Regions from separate parts of the Mus musculus genome. Here region 1 is linked to region 2. The links are chromatin loops, found by intact Hi-C in ENCODE. Cell type or tissue: left cerebral cortex. All regions are shown on one strand. Each heading gives the region's core, and the rest is flanking DNA. Links, peaks and the distances in the headings are about the cores only.

The links. Hi-C counts contacts between places; a loop is a spot of excess contacts. Peaks named below come from ENCODE experiments on the same cell type or tissue, not always from the same donor. Only the 100,000 strongest peaks of a DNase experiment are listed, where the experiment ranks them.
Region 1: it touches region 2 in a loop (5-fold over the local background); 2 of 42 quality-filtered maps call a loop at or near these places.

The regions. Positions count from the first base shown.
Region 1 is chr11:71,587,952-71,595,575 of GRCm38, reverse strand. No RefSeq gene overlaps it. Among named protein-coding and RNA genes, the nearest start is that of Gm33351, 17 kb to the right of the region's middle. In left cerebral cortex, for the core only: no CTCF peak of the experiment used is centred there; a DNase peak (open chromatin) is centred at 4,359.
Region 2 is chr11:71,648,832-71,656,455 of GRCm38, reverse strand. Gm33964 (a long non-coding RNA gene) reads right to left here and starts at 6,437. Exons shown (of 4, transcript XR_879992.2): 1 at 5,975-6,437; 2 at 5,257-5,331. In left cerebral cortex, for the core only: no CTCF peak of the experiment used is centred there; DNase peaks (open chromatin) are centred at 3,489, 3,892, 4,258 and 4,477; H3K27ac peaks cover 2,244 bases.

The DNA.
Region 1 (7,624 bases), core at 1,599-6,598, 61 kb after region 2:
TCAGCTAGCTAGAGTTCCCAAGAGAGGAAGTCCAGGCAGAACAGAGTATCCCCTCCAGCAATGCCTCCAGGTAAGAGAGTAAATAGCAAAAAGAGATGACATCATCCAGCCAGGTCCTTTAATGTCTAGCAGATACTGACTGGGGAAGTTGAGGCAGTCAGCAGGGGTTCTGGTTGAGCCTCCTCTCCATGACTGAAATTCTAACTTCTTTTCTGGCGCAGGGACTTTTGTATGGTGGGGTAAGTGGTGGCCATTTGTTGGAGATGGCATACAAGGGCAGGTCCGTATCATCAAGGACACGGTGCCTTTATTCTTGGGCTGTTTTGTTGTTCTCTTTCCTCTGTGTCATAGTGGGGACAGCACATCCCCAGGCTAGGGGCCTAGGAGGACACTGAAAGAAATGTGCTCGGGTCTGAAATGGGGTAGCGCCCCACCCCCATTCAAAAGCTAGCTTCTTGGCAACCTCAAACAGCATGCGGCACTTTATCAATCTAATGTGCTTTATAAACATTCAGGTCTTTTTCCCTCTGAGCACCTGCTATTGTGCCTAAGGCGTGACTGGTTCATTCACTATATATATTTATCATTTCTGGATGCTTATGGAAACAGGGAGCCTTAACACTTGTGGATCCAAGCACTTGGCATATATGCAGTTACTTAATAAGCATTCATGGAATCAAGCAGCTAGAATATGCTTTGTAGTGAACCAGGCCTTGGTTCAAATTCTGTCTGTGCAACTGGGACTCTATGACTTAGTTTTATTGACATCTTGCTCCTAAGCCCCAGCCCTGTTTCTGAATGTTGTAGAATGGGACTTATGCCTCCGAGAGGGGCTCAGCAGTTGGTCCATCCTCCATCTGTGGCTGAATGGGGAGCATCCCAGACCTTGGCAGGGCATTTGCAGTCTCTGTGATGGTGCTAGGGAGGAAGCGGTATGTTTAAACATCACAGGCTGCAATTCTAGGGCACGAAGCTGGATGCTGGGCTAGCATTCGGAAGCACTCTTTCTGCATGAATGGACTCTCAACAGAGGAAGTGATTTTAATCAGTTGAAGGAACAAGAAATCCATCTATCTTCCATTGTTTAAGGGAAGAATTAATCTCAGAAGTGGGGTGGTGAGGGTGGAGATGAGAGGAAAACCGGAGCAGATTTAAATGATAAGGAGAGAATTCTCCATAATGCACTAGAAGAGGCCACTGGGGCTCAGGCAGCACAGGGCCAGCGGTCATCATTGTGTGTGCCCTTCTCAGTGGGAGGAATACTGGGTAATGGCAATGATCATAACAACCACCTTTGCAGGTTCCAAAATACTTCCATATTCATTGTCTCATACAATTTTCATAAGAACCATTTGGGGTCAGCATCACTCAGTCCATGTACAAGTAAGGGTACAGAATCACAAATGCCCCGCTGACACGGCCTGCAGCTGGACCAGGGTCTTTGTCTGGATTGATTAGAACAAGCTTCATGTCTTTGACACTTTCTCTAGGTGTGTAGGTTTTATTCATGATAGCAGACATATAACAGTGAATTCTACTCCAGATTCCTTTACTGTGGCGGTTTGTATATGCTTGGCTGAAGGAGTGCCACTATTTGGAGGTGTGGCCTTGTTGGAGTAGGTGTGACACTGTGGTCTAGGGTGTGGGCTTTAATACCCTAGGCCTAGCTGCCTGTAAGTCAGTATTCTGCTAGCAGCCTTCAGATAAAGATGTAGATTGCTCAGCTCCTTCTGCACCATGCCTGCCTGGATGCTGCTATGTTCCTGCCTTGATGATAATAGACTGAACCTCTGAACCTGTAAGCCAGCCCCAATTAAATGCTGTCCTTGTAAGAGTTGTCTTGGAAGCCGGGCGTGGTGGCACACGTCTTAAATCCCAGCACTTGGGAGGCAGATCCAGGCAAATTTCTGAGTTTGAAGCCAGCCTGGTCTACAAAGAGAGTTCCAGAACAGCCGGGGCTACACAGAGAAACCCTGTCTCGAAAAAACCAAAATGGTGTCTGTTCACAGCAGTAAAACCCTAACTAAGACATTTACCCATATTAGTTAACAATGCCAATAGTACCCCACCTTGAGTTTCTTCCCAGTCTTACCCACATGTCCTTCAAAGGTAACCATCCATTAGTTCTGAGATGTGGGCTTCTGCTCATTGGCATGTTTATTACATATAGCCAGAGTTCATTTGTAGTACAGTGTGTGTTATACTTAAATACCATGTTCTAGTTTGAAAAGCAGCTGTGTAGAACATGTGTATGACTTTTTTATTTTATTTTATTTTATTCTACTTTATTTTTGGTTCTTCGAGACAGGGTTTCTCTGTGTAGCCCTGGCTGTCCTGGAACTCTCTTTGTAGACCAGGATGGCCTCGAACTCAGAAATCCACCTGCCTCTGCCTCCCGAGTGCTGGGATTAAAGAGGAGTGCCACCACTGCTCGACCAGGAGTATGAATTTATCAATCAGTCTCTAAACTCTAACAGCAGTCTCAGTTACTCACTCCATCTTGCTAACACTTGGTACTGACAGTGTTACAAATTAATCAGTCTGGTGGGAGTTGAATGGTATTCCACTGTGGTTTGGATGGGTTGTTTATTTGCTTCTTTGTTTGTTGAGACATTGTCTTACTATGTAGCTCTGGCTGGCCTGGAACTCAGAGAGATCAGCCTGCTCTGCATCCTGGATGCTAGAAGTGAGGCAGGAACCTTCACGATGGTCTGTGCTGTGGTTTTAATAGAAGTGCGTTTCTGACGTTTGTCAGTGCTTCAAACACCTGCTGTTGTAAAATGACTCATCTGATGTTTCATCCATTTCCTCATTGATTTATGAGGGTTATTTATAGATTCTGAAAATGAATCTTTTATTGGAAATATAAGTTATAGCCAAGAGAAGAGGGCTGAGATTATATTTTCGCCAGACGGTTAGAGAGCTGTCTCATGAGTTTCTACAAAGGAAGCACTCCTTGTACTAGAGTGTGCTTCTAGACTCTGTCTAGATTCTTTCCATCACTCCGCTTGCTTCTTGTCCAGCAGCAAATTGCTTTAACTACTGAATCCTTAGTATTTCTGTACTTAATGAGGCTGAACCACTTTTGTGTTAGTTTTCCCCATCAGAACTTTCTAGCTATTTTTGCAGGCTTTGTGCCCACATACGCTTTGGTTTCATTTTACCAGATTCTCAAACAACCTTGTGAAATTTTAGTTAGGATTTTCTTCATTAGTTAATTTTGAAGCTGTACTAGTCCCTCCAATATCTAATAGTACCATAAACAGCAAGGTCTTCGTTATTGTTGGAAGTATCCTTCTCTATGACCCTGAAGACCAGGCATCTTCCTAGGGGGCACAATTGGCCCGAGCTAACATCCTGAACTTTCAAGTGCATATTTTTAGCATCAGGAAAACTGTTCATCTTGGATATTAATGTTGGAACCTACCAGTTTCCTCATTTCTCCCATTGTTTCTGACAGTCTTTTGGTCAGTTGTCTTGAGACCTATAATCACATCATTTGTACAGAGCCATACCAGACCTCCTCCGCATTCTATTGTCTGTGCTATGAGGACAAGGAGAGCTACTGCAGGGGCTACAAGGGAATTCACTCAGGAGGCCATGGAGGAAATGTTCACTCTAGGTTGCTCAGACCCAACACTACTAACATTTTGAGCTGGATAAATCCCCATCGATTGACCTTTCCTAACTTCTGGAGCTGAGATCCACTGGCAGAAGAAAGGCAGCTGGATTCCAGGACCCCAGAACTGCCTATAGCCAAATGGTCTAGAAGGAAGCTATCTCCTCAGATCTCTTCAGTTCAAATCCCCAGCTAGGGACACTGATATTTTCTTTGTTTGGAGCATTGAAAGTCTGTTCATATCTCAGACAATCTCTTCATTAAGCAGTAGGAAAATTATACCAACCAATATGGGACTATGGGAGCCCTGCCTCAGGACAGAGGAACAAGCAGTGAAAGCCAAGTCTTGGCTACCCACAAGGAGGGAAGTCAGTCTAACCATCTACTCCCAAGACGTGAGGTTGGTCAGCTTATTTCAATGAAGCAACAGAGATCAAGTGCATTAAACAGCCCTCTCTGGCAGCTACGACGTCTGCCCTATGCTAATCGCCATAGGTGGATTAATATAAGATGGTATGCCTTAGTAACCAATTTCGTAAGTTTTGAAGGCCTCTGTTTTGGGGGATGGGGGCCACCTAACAGCGGTGCTTTATTCTTTGCGTGTGCTATGGAAACGTCTGCCATTGTTTCATTTACATTTTTCTTCCCTCTTAACCATGGTCACAAGTGAGATCTGTCTAACGTTTTTCTATTTTTGTGCTTTGTCAAATTTGGGTATCTGTGCTATGCTGGTTTTGGAAAAGAGAGAGAGAGAGAGAGAAAGCATTTGGAAGCCTTCGCTCCTTCTCTAGGCTCTGGGAGAGTTTAAATAGTATCAAAATCATCTGTTACTTGAACATTTGAAAGAACTTACCTTTGAGACCATCTGGACTTGGTGCTTTTGAGGAGAAGTTGTTTTTTATGACTTTCTCAAATTCTTTCGTTGTTTCTAATATAAAATTTGCTTCTTATGGAAGTTTCGGATCAGTTTTGATCACTAATAGTTCTTAGAAAATACTTCTTTAATTCATCTTTCAAATTTAATTTCACTAAATTTTTTATTGAAAAGAACTTTTATGCAATATATTTTGATCATATTTTTCCCTCTTCTAACTCCTTTCAGATCCTCCCTGACTCTGCTTTATGTTTTTTCTCTGCCTTTCAAAAACACCCCACAAAAACACAAAAATAAAAATCAAAACAAAAAATAAGAAAAACAATAAGACAAAAAAAAAACCATGTCAAAAAACAAACAAAAGAGATATTCCACATTTGTGCATGCACCCTCATGAGTGTGAGTGTACACACACACACACACACACACACACACACACAAAACCCATGGAATTCGTTTTGTGTTGCCCAACTACTCCTACCTGAGCATGGAGCCTGAACTAGGGAGAGTATGGTTGTTATTCTCTGTGATGTTATACTAGAGGAAACTGATTTCCCCCTTTCCAGCTGATAACAGTTGCAAATAGCCTCTTGGTTAGAGCTGGGACCCCATCATGTTTAAACCTGTGCAGGTCTTGTGCATGCTACACCATAGTCTCTTTAAGTTCACATGTGTATAATTACTCTTGTGTCTGGAAGACACTGCTTTCTTGAAGTCATCCATTCCTCTTGGCTCTTCCAATCTTTCTACCTTCTCTTCTGATTAGAGATCCTTGAGTCTTAAGGTTAGGGGGTTTGATGAAGATATTCCATTTAGGACTGAGTACTCCAAGGCTATTGGTTAATCTCTACAATCTGACAGTAAAGCCCTACTGCTGAATACAACACCTATGTTATGAGACATGGAGAGATCAAGCTAGAACCCCTGGAGCTAGCAAGTTCTAGTGCCAGAGGGCACTTTGCATGCTACTGGAGCAGAAAGTTAATCATTAGTCTCACCCAGCTACAAACCCTGCCTGCAAGCTATGCTGGTGCAATGGTGGCACAAAGGTTATGGGAGTTACCTATAACTTTCTGATTGGATTTTAGCCCTACTGCACGGGATGGATTTATACCCAACACTGCTAGAGTGGCTAAGAAGCTGAGACTAGATAGGTTCCAAGCCTTGGGGAACATCTATTAGGATCATTCTGTTAAAGAAACACAGTAGTAACACGGACTCCTAATGATATACTGCTATACTACATACATCAGTGCCTCTCTCGACCCTTATTAGTGAAGCAGCTTCTTGGAGGATGTGGGAAATAACACAGAGACAATAGACAATTGGAGAGTGAGAGGTGTTGGAACACTCAGTCCACTAAATTTTCTTTTTTGTAAACAGAAACATCTTTTGGATCAGTAATGTTTTCCCTTATAGTAATTAGAGCTGTTTCCCAATAATTTGTCAGTTTTATTGGACAATTCTTGACCCATGTAAACTACTGCTTACATGTGTTTACCAACTCGAATATTTGTGTTTCCTAATTACTATCTTTTTTCCCAACTTCTTTGGATTTACTTAGTTGACACTTCTTGACTTTTCAAAGTAGATTCTTAGTTTATTTGTTTATAACTCTTTGCTGTGTAACACACTCCCATACTGCGGTGTTGGCTGAGCAGATAAGCTCCCAACAGTCAGCTGGGAAATGGAGAGCCATGAAGGATATTTAAAGAAGGCTGACAACTCATTAGTAAAATGACCATCAAAAGGAAGCAATGGTAAACTCAAAACACATTTTAGATTTGTATTTATTTTCAGAGAGCTATGCTTTAAGTCAGACCTGTCTTCAAGGGCCAGTATGAACAATGTTATCTGCTGACTCCAAATTAGTAGAAGGCCAGAGGGCAGTTTTTAGGTTATCTCCAGAGAGGGCCACATAAAACAAGAGCCTGACCCACCTTCGAGAAAGCTACAGAAGCTAATGGCAACAGGGGAGAGAGATGCCCTAGAGAGTCATAGAATTTCCATCCCAGGGAGCTGAAGCTCTGAGGGGCTATGAAAGGCTAGGCCAGAAGAAGTCATGCTTGAGAAATAATAGCCTTGTTAATCTAGGACTCAGCAGAGGAATTGTACTACATCTCTTGTTAAATACTTGACAGGAAGCAAATTAAGAGAGGAAAGTTTTACTTTGCCTTACAGGAAATACAGATCATCACAGTAGGTAAGTCATGATGCTAGAAGCCTGAGATGGCTGGTTACAAAACCAAAAAAAACCCAAACAAAAAAACAAAACAAAAAAACAACTCAAAGCCATTGCCCTTAATGACCCACTTCCTAAAGATCCCTTTACCTTCAAAAACAGCGCCACCAGCTGGAGAACAAGTGTTTGAACACATGAGTCTATGGGGGGACATTTCACACTCAAATCTCTTAAGGAACCTCTTAAGAAACCATGAAAATGAAACTCATTTGGAAAGGAGTTAAATTTAAACACATTCTAAGAACAACACACATGGGGCCAACTTAGAAGGGTTCAACACGCTCCTAATAATTCTCTTATATTTTCTGTACTCTATCCCTTTGCCTCCTTCCCCACAGACATAGACTCAAATGAGCTTGGAGCAGAGGAAGGCAGGAGGAGAAGTACTAGGGACTTTAAGTTGTTTAAAACAACAGTTGTAGACTGGATCAGAAGTAACTCCCAAACGTCATATGGAAGACTTGATGTCACCTTAAGAGGTGGAGTCTAGAGGGAAGTTCTTGAGGTCATAGGCTGTGTGCCCTTGAAGGAGATCAGTGGAGCCTAGTCTCTCTTCTTCATTTTCCAACTCTAGGTCATGAGGTGATTGATTCTGTCCCACTACACGCTCCTACTGTGATGTATTTCCTGACTACAGATCCCTGAGTCTAAAATCATGGAGCCAAAATTAGCCCTTGGTCTTTGTAAGTTGATTGTCTCAGGTATGGTCTTAGTGATGGAGAGCTGATGCAGCCATAATGGTTTCTGAGATGATTATAAAATACTGACCTAGTGAGAGTGACCAGAAAAGCAGCACAAGCTACATCTTCACTGGTCCTCAGCACAGAACGGGTCAATGGAATAGTCAAAAAAAAAAAAAAAAAAAAAAAGAATGTTTCCTAGTGAAAGG
Region 2 (7,624 bases), core at 1,717-6,716:
TTGTACTGGGAGACCAGAGATGGGCAAATACTGGGGAGTCACTGTTTAGGCAGTTTCGGTGAAATGGTTAACTTCAGGTTCAGTGAAGAGATGCTGTGCCAAAACACATGGAAAGTGATAGAGGAGAGCACCCAGTGTCAACCTCTGGCCTCCACATGCCACCACAGTTATATCAAGAAGTGCTTGCAAGGCACCTAGCAAACTCTTCACTAACCCAAATTTCAAAGCAAAATGAAACAAAAAAGTCTTAGCAAACTGGAAGTTAATAGGAGTCTCCTTAACTCAATAACGCTCTCTATAAGAGTCTGCGGATAACTCACACGTAATGCAGGGAAAGTCAACACTTTGCCACTAGGACCCCAAGCAAGCCAAGCTGGCCTCTTTTCGCTGCTCTTCTTGTGATTAAACTGAAGAGCAGACTAATGAATCAAAATATAAAATAGAAATGAAAAGTATGCAGATGGTGAAAGTAGGCACGAAGCTGTCTTTGTATGTAGAGATATTTGATCGTCTATTTAGAAATTCTAAAAATATGTTTAAAACCTCTTGAAACTAATTCATATAGCACGCCTAGAAGGTTAAGTGTTAGTACCCAAAAGGCAATTAATTTCCTATTCAAGGGAAGTGAACAGGTAAATTTAAAAAAGAAAACCCCACAATGCTGTGTATATAAGCATGCTCAAAAGCACTTTGATTTAAATATAATAAAATAATGTAAAGTCTCTGTGAAGAAAACTATAAAACTCTGAGAGAAATTAAAGAATCAAATGGAGAAACAGACACTGTTCATGAATAGAAAACTCAGTGTTGAGATGTTGGTCTTCTCAACCTGTTGTATAGATTCAATCCACTCAACCAAACTCGTTGCAATTTATTTTGTGGGTATCAATAAAGAAAGTCTAAATTAATATAAGGAGACCAGTGGTCCAGGATATCCCAGAGGATACTGAAGAAAGAACAGAACTGGAGATTTAATTTTCTCTGAGATGTGACAGGGAGTCACAGTATTTGTGAAGGAATAAATCAGTGAATCAATGGAAAGGAATAAAGATACCAGAAATAAGCCCACGTAATCTAATGAAGTGATCTGTTCTCATTGATTCTCTGTGGCTGGGATAAAAACAGGACACAAAGCAGACTCCAGAGGAAAGGATTTATCTCAGCTTCCGGGTTGCAGACCATCCTGAAGGGAGTCAGAGCAGGAACTCAAGGCAGGAGCCCAAAGGCAGGAACCAAAGCAAAGGCTATGGAGGATGCAGCTTTCTGACTTGCCAGCTAGCTTTCTTACGTTAACATTGGTCCCCTACCTGAGGATGGACCTGCCTACAATGGGCTGGATACTACCACATCAATTAGCAATTAAGAAAAAAAAGTGTCTCGTGGAGGCAGAGACAGGCTGATCTCTGCAATTCTAAGCCAGCCTGGACTTCAAAGCAGTTGCAAGACAACCAGGGCTGTTATGCAGAAAAACCCTGACTAGCAAAACAAAGCAAACAAGCAAGCAAGCAAGCAAGCAAGCAAACAAGCAAGCAAGCAAGCAAACAACATCAAAAAGAAACAAAACAAATAAAAAACCCAAAATAAACAACAAAGTCTCAGAGACGTTTCCATAGCAAAACCTGTTGGACCAAACTCCTCAGTTGAGGTTCCCTCTTTCCATGTGAGAAATTTATGACAAATTGACAGGAAGAACTAACTAGCTAACCAGCTAACCAGCTAACCAGCACATGGTCTTTGCAAGGGGCAAAGATAATCTAATGGCACAAAGATGGACTTTTCAGTAGATGTACTGTAACAACTAGAAGTCTACAAGCAAAAAGGAAAAAGGGAAATTAAAGAAAAGAAAGGGGAAGAAAAGAAAGAAAGAGAGAGAGAAAGAGAGAGAGAAAGAAAGAAAGAGAGAGAGAAAGAAAGAGAGAAAGGAAGGAAGGAAGGAAGAAAGAAAGAAAGAAAGAAAGAAAGAAAGAAAGAAAGAAAGAAAGAAAGAAAGAAAGAAAGAAAGAAAGAAAGAAAGGAAAAGAAAGAAAGAAAGGCAGGAAGGAAGAAAGGCAGGCAGGCAGGCAGGTAGGGAGGAAGGAAGGAAGAAGACAAATTTACCACTCCTTTTCAGAAAAAATACTTCCAAGATGGGTCCATGGACATAAATGTAAAACCTCAAACTGAAAATAAAAGTCTTAGAAAACATTATAAAAGAAAATTAAAATAATTTAGATGTCTTTCAGTTCAATGATGACATGTTACAACACACCAGAGAAAATTACAAAAAAAAAAGAGTTGATAAGTATAATTTGACAAAAATTTTAATTTCTGATCTGCAAAATATACCTCAAGGAAATAAAGGGGTCTCAAAGGTTGATCATGTCAAATGATGGCAAGATCTTAGGGACCCCAGGTATTCCTAGTCCCTGCTGATGGCAACCCAGTAAGGTTTGGCTACCTTGGAACTCAGCTCAGAAAAGTGAAAACTTCATTCCTTGATAGTTACTCAAAGGGACTGAAAACTTATATCTATATATATGTATAAAAACACCCGAACATGAGTGTTTTTAGAATTTTTATTCAAAATTGCCCAAAATTGGAAGTAACCAAGATGTCCATCAGTTGGTGAATGGATAAGTGAGCTGTGATAAATCTAAGCAATGAAATATTATCCAACAACCAAAAGTAATGTGCTATCAAGCCATGAGAAGACACAGGAAAAACTTAAATTTGTATCACTAACTAGAATAAACTGGTATGGAAAAGCTTGTATGTTTATTATATAATGTCAACTGTATGACATTCTGTAAAAGGCAGTATTATGGGAATGGTCAAAAGATTAGCAGCTACCAGGGGTCAGGGTAGAGGGAAGGATGTTCAGGATGATGAAACTACCTCATAATTCTATAATGACGGACATTGTAAATCTGCTAAACTCAGAGTGAGTGGAGTGAACCCTGTTATAAATTGGAGAGACACCAGATCCATAATTATTAAACACTTTCCACTCTGATGGGACAAGTGATTTCTATCTAGCGATGTTGGGATTCATACAGGTCCAGGAAAGCTGACTCTATTGCCTGTCATTCTGGGATGCTTATCCTGGGTAGACAGGACCTCCATCCGTCAGGTGGAAGCCAAGGTGAGTACCTGGCCAGGGTTGGCCTGATCAGAGCAGTGGTGTCCCTTGCAGTGGCTCTTGGGACAAGGCTTCATTTCTCCTTTTTGTGTGGATGAGAGGACAACCCACTCAGCTGGCCTGGAGAGAAGCCAACCTTAGGGACAAGCGACCAAGAAGATGGCTCTAAACAGCATGCATTTGTACACAGAATCTCTACCTTTTTCCTCAATTTTCCTCGGAGCCTAAAATGCCCTAACAAGCAGTCTCCTTTAAACAAAAGAAAAACAACTGACAAATTACTTGAATATTCAACAAAAGAGAAGTAGTTATGCAAAGAAAACCCAACAGCAAAACATTATGCAACCACGGAACTGACTACAAAGATACTATTTTTGAGGGAAAATGGCTCTGACAGAAAATTATACATTTGGAATGTGCGAGGATGCGCAGATACCAATAGAGAACACCTGAGTGAAGGAATTCAAATGACTGCTGCTTTTCTGGGCTATACTTTTCTTCACCATCTACGATGCTCATATACTACTTTTAATGAGAAGAAAACGATTTGCTGCCTTCCGTGGGCCCTTGAGGAGTTGATTTCCTCAACTCTGCACCCCTCATTAACCAGGTTGAGCTTTAGGAAGCTGGTCCAATGTGCTCCCTCCCAGTCCCTGCCTAACACAGCCCAGCAGGGAAGTCGTCTGGATGAGACTCGAGATCCAATAAAAGCACTACAGCCGTGCCTTCTCCTTGGAGCTTTTGCTACAAATTCTCAACACAGCAGATGAGCAACCTCCCCAAGCCTTTGACTCCTCTGCACTGCCGAGTTCTCTTTGCATGCACATTCTGGATACATGGAAAACATCCAGACTATTACTAACCAGGGCACTCTAGGTGCCTTCGACTGAGCTCCTTGCACTTTTGAGCCCAGGTCCTCACAGGTCACCATAAAAGATGAATACAGATTGAGGATGTTTTCAAGAAACACAACAGCTAGAATGGAAATCTAACACAACTTGCCTTCAACAATAAAGGAAAATTCCGGAGGTGGCAGGCTTTAGGCACAATGTGATCCAATTGTTCTGGATGGCTCAGAGCCCTCGCTTTGTTTTCTCCAAGTTCTTGGCTCTATTTTGTCCTCGGGCTAGCTTATTTCTGGGCCACAGCAACTGAGTAGGCTGCTCTCTCATTCACACAGTGCCCACTCAGAAGAGAGGATGCCTCTCTCAAGAACCCCAGAAGAACCCCTTGCTCTGGCTGGGCCGGGTCTGACTAGACATTCACTGTGAGCTGTGACCTGAGGGGTGGAGGAATGGACAAATCTACACAAGTCAGGTGTCCCAGCAGGCTGGTAGTATAGTCACTTTCCTCCAGAGTCATGTGGGTTCCAAGACAGAAGTTACCACCTCCACTTAGAGGAAACTGGAACCAGAGGAGGCTCCCACACATGTCCATCATGGCAATGCTGTTCTGTGAAACTGCTCCTTTGCAAATGTAGACAAAGAGTTGTTTTTGCCAGCATTAACAGCCAGACTTTTTACTCAGAAAATGCTTATCATCAACTTACAGATCTAGTTACATGGAGCATTTTAATATTCGTAATTGAATTTTTATATAAAAACATTTCTTATTTCATTGTTTCTGGCACTTCAAGGAAATGAATATCTCAAGAATATTGATTCAAAATACTTCAATAGCCCAAGAAAATAAAGATTAGGAAACTAATTATAGCTTTTCCTTTTGAAAAGAAAAGATGAGTTTAATAAACAGGCCAATGAAATCGATGTATGAAGATGGACTCCCTCCTGGAGGCCTTATTAGCATTTTCTAAGTTCTCCCCTGTGCCCTGAATGTCCTTTCTCTTTCCCATCCACTGAAAATCACCTCTCATGTCAGCAGCCCCTTCACATAGCCTCTTTTCGGGTCATCCCCACTGTTCTCTCTACTGCTGTACCCCTTAGTCTCTCCTGTGAGTGTACACTGGTCCTGGTACTCTCTCTCTGCCTCAAAGAATGTTCACTACCACCTTGTCTGCTACACCATAAAACATTGTCATTTCATAGAGGAAGGATTCAGACAAGGGAGGATGCTAATCAGGGAGAAGTCCCTCGAGAATGACCAAGGGATTTTCAAACCCAATTCCCAGCAAATCCTACCACATCAAGTGGTCTCCAGTGAACAATATTCTGCAGAAATTGGAGGATAAGAGCTGTGATCCAGGCGGGTACTCACTGGGTAGAAGAAGAGGAAGAAAAAGAGTCAGGGATGAAAGTAGAACAAAGCAACAAGGAAACCCAGATCCTGCCAGGAATCCCTGGGTGGGGTTTAGAGATGGGTTTGGGGTTTCTATCCATAACAGGAACCCTGAACAACTGGTCCCTCATACCTTGAAGTCTCATGTGATGGAATAGACACCCAAGAAGTAATTAGACACCTGAAAAGTAGGTTGTCATTTGGTTATAAAGGGTCATAGAGAATTTTAATTCTCTCTCTCTCTTTACCCCATCTCCATCCCTCCCTCCCATCTCTTCCTCCCTTGATCTTTCCACCCCCTTTCCTTTCTTTCTTCCTTTCATCTCCCCTTTCTTCCTCTCTCTACCCCACAAATAAGCTAAGGAAAGGCCACCCTCCTCGGTTACCCTGGTTCTCCCACCTCTTCTGGCCTTCTGAAAGCTGGTAACTGTATGCTGCTGCCAATCCAGTGTACCAGCAGTTCCTTGGACATTTATATCAAGGACCAGCCAAGCTCACTCATCTAAATGCCTTCCATACCTACGTTTGTGCCGGAAAGGCAGAGCCTGGCATTGCAACAGACAATAGGCGATCCATAATCCCAAGAGCATTTACTCTTACCCACTGCAAAAGGTTACTTACCCTCTTCAGCCTTGGCACTCTTCGGAGAGAGAGTTGACTACCCCAGTGACCTTTCTGCCTCTCCCTGACGTCTCCAAGGACGACCCCAGTGTGGCTTCCCAGGTTCGCCTTGTATACAGTGTTTCCACCAACGAAGCACCAGTTTAAGAGACTCTCACCTGGACATTAACTCACCTTGCCCTGAAATGCTGACAGGACTTAGACATCCTGGTCCCATAAATCATTCCCCTAACAAAACACAAAATCATCCTTCAGATACCCTTTCACTCAAAGTGTTTGTCCACTGCTAGCTGATCTGACCCAGCTCTTACAAAACTCCTGGACACCCCCCCCACCCCACCCCCCCACACACACTCTGACCACCAAAAGAAGCCACCAGCTTTGGGAAACTCATTTGAAAATTGAAAAAAAAAATGCTGACAGCATCGCTCCTCTTTCTGAGTGCTTTCTCTTCTTACAGAATAAGACAGAAAGTTGAAGCTGCTATTCAGACGAGAAAATTCCCTTTTGTAGTTCAAACAAGGAGAAGAGGCAGCATAAAGTGTGCTCTCGGAAGCTAATCAGCCCTGCTGCTCAGCCCTGCCATTTGGACTCAAGGGAAGAAGGCACTAGTTTGAAAGGCATCCTGGAGAGCAGGGGGCCTGGCAGTGGCTTTGAAGCAATTTTCAAAGCAGGTAGAGTCTGGTCAGGGCTGTGAGAGGTGTCCTCAGACCTGAGCTGGCAGAGCTGCCTCAAAGGCAGTCTTGAGGTCACAGAAGAGCCTGGCTGTAGCACCTCCTATGAGATGCTGGGCTGTGACCCCCCTTTCAACCATGCAAATTTGGAAAAAGCAACTTTCTTCTTGGAGACACAGAGGTTCTTTTAAGCAAACGAGACTGCACCATGAGCTCACTGAGCTGGCATATAGAACAATAGCCTCTGGCTCAGGATGGTTCAACTCAGGGTAATTTTCATCTTTGCCGTGTTACAAAAGGAATGTTTGCCACTGGAAGCCATGTTTTAGTTTGAATTTTGGAATTTTTCCAGCCTAGCAATATTTCCAGTCTGGATATTTCTCAAGATGCTGATCGGCAGTAGTGAGCCACAGCACCAGGGAAAGCAACAGACATACTAATGTGCATTGTGTTGCTAAGTTCAGATTCTCACTGGTCAAGGGAATTGGATGCACTTTAAACTGATGAAGCTAGCTCTAATTTGCAATGTGGTTGTGGGGCATTAGCTCAATCATAGGTGTACTGGTTAGTTTTTGTCATTTTGACACAAAATACAGCCACCTGGGAAGAAAGAACCATAATTGAGAAACTGCCTCCAACAGATTGGCATGTAGACAGTTCCGTAGGGCATTTTCTAGACCAGTGATTGAGGTGAGAGGGCCCAGGCCATGGTGAGCAGTGCTACCCTGGGCAAGTGATCCTAGGCTGTATAAGAAAGCAGGCTGAGCAAGCCAGAGTCAAAGGGCCAGTATGCAGCACTCCTCCGTGGCCAGCCTCTGCATCAATTCCTGCCTTCAGGTTTCTGCCTTAAATTTCTGCTTTGACTTCCCTGAGTGATGGGTTGGGATCTATGAGTGAAAAGAATCTTCCCATCCTCTGTTTACTTCACTAGCTTTTGGGGCCTAAGGCAAACTAAAATCTCATGTAGTAGCCAACT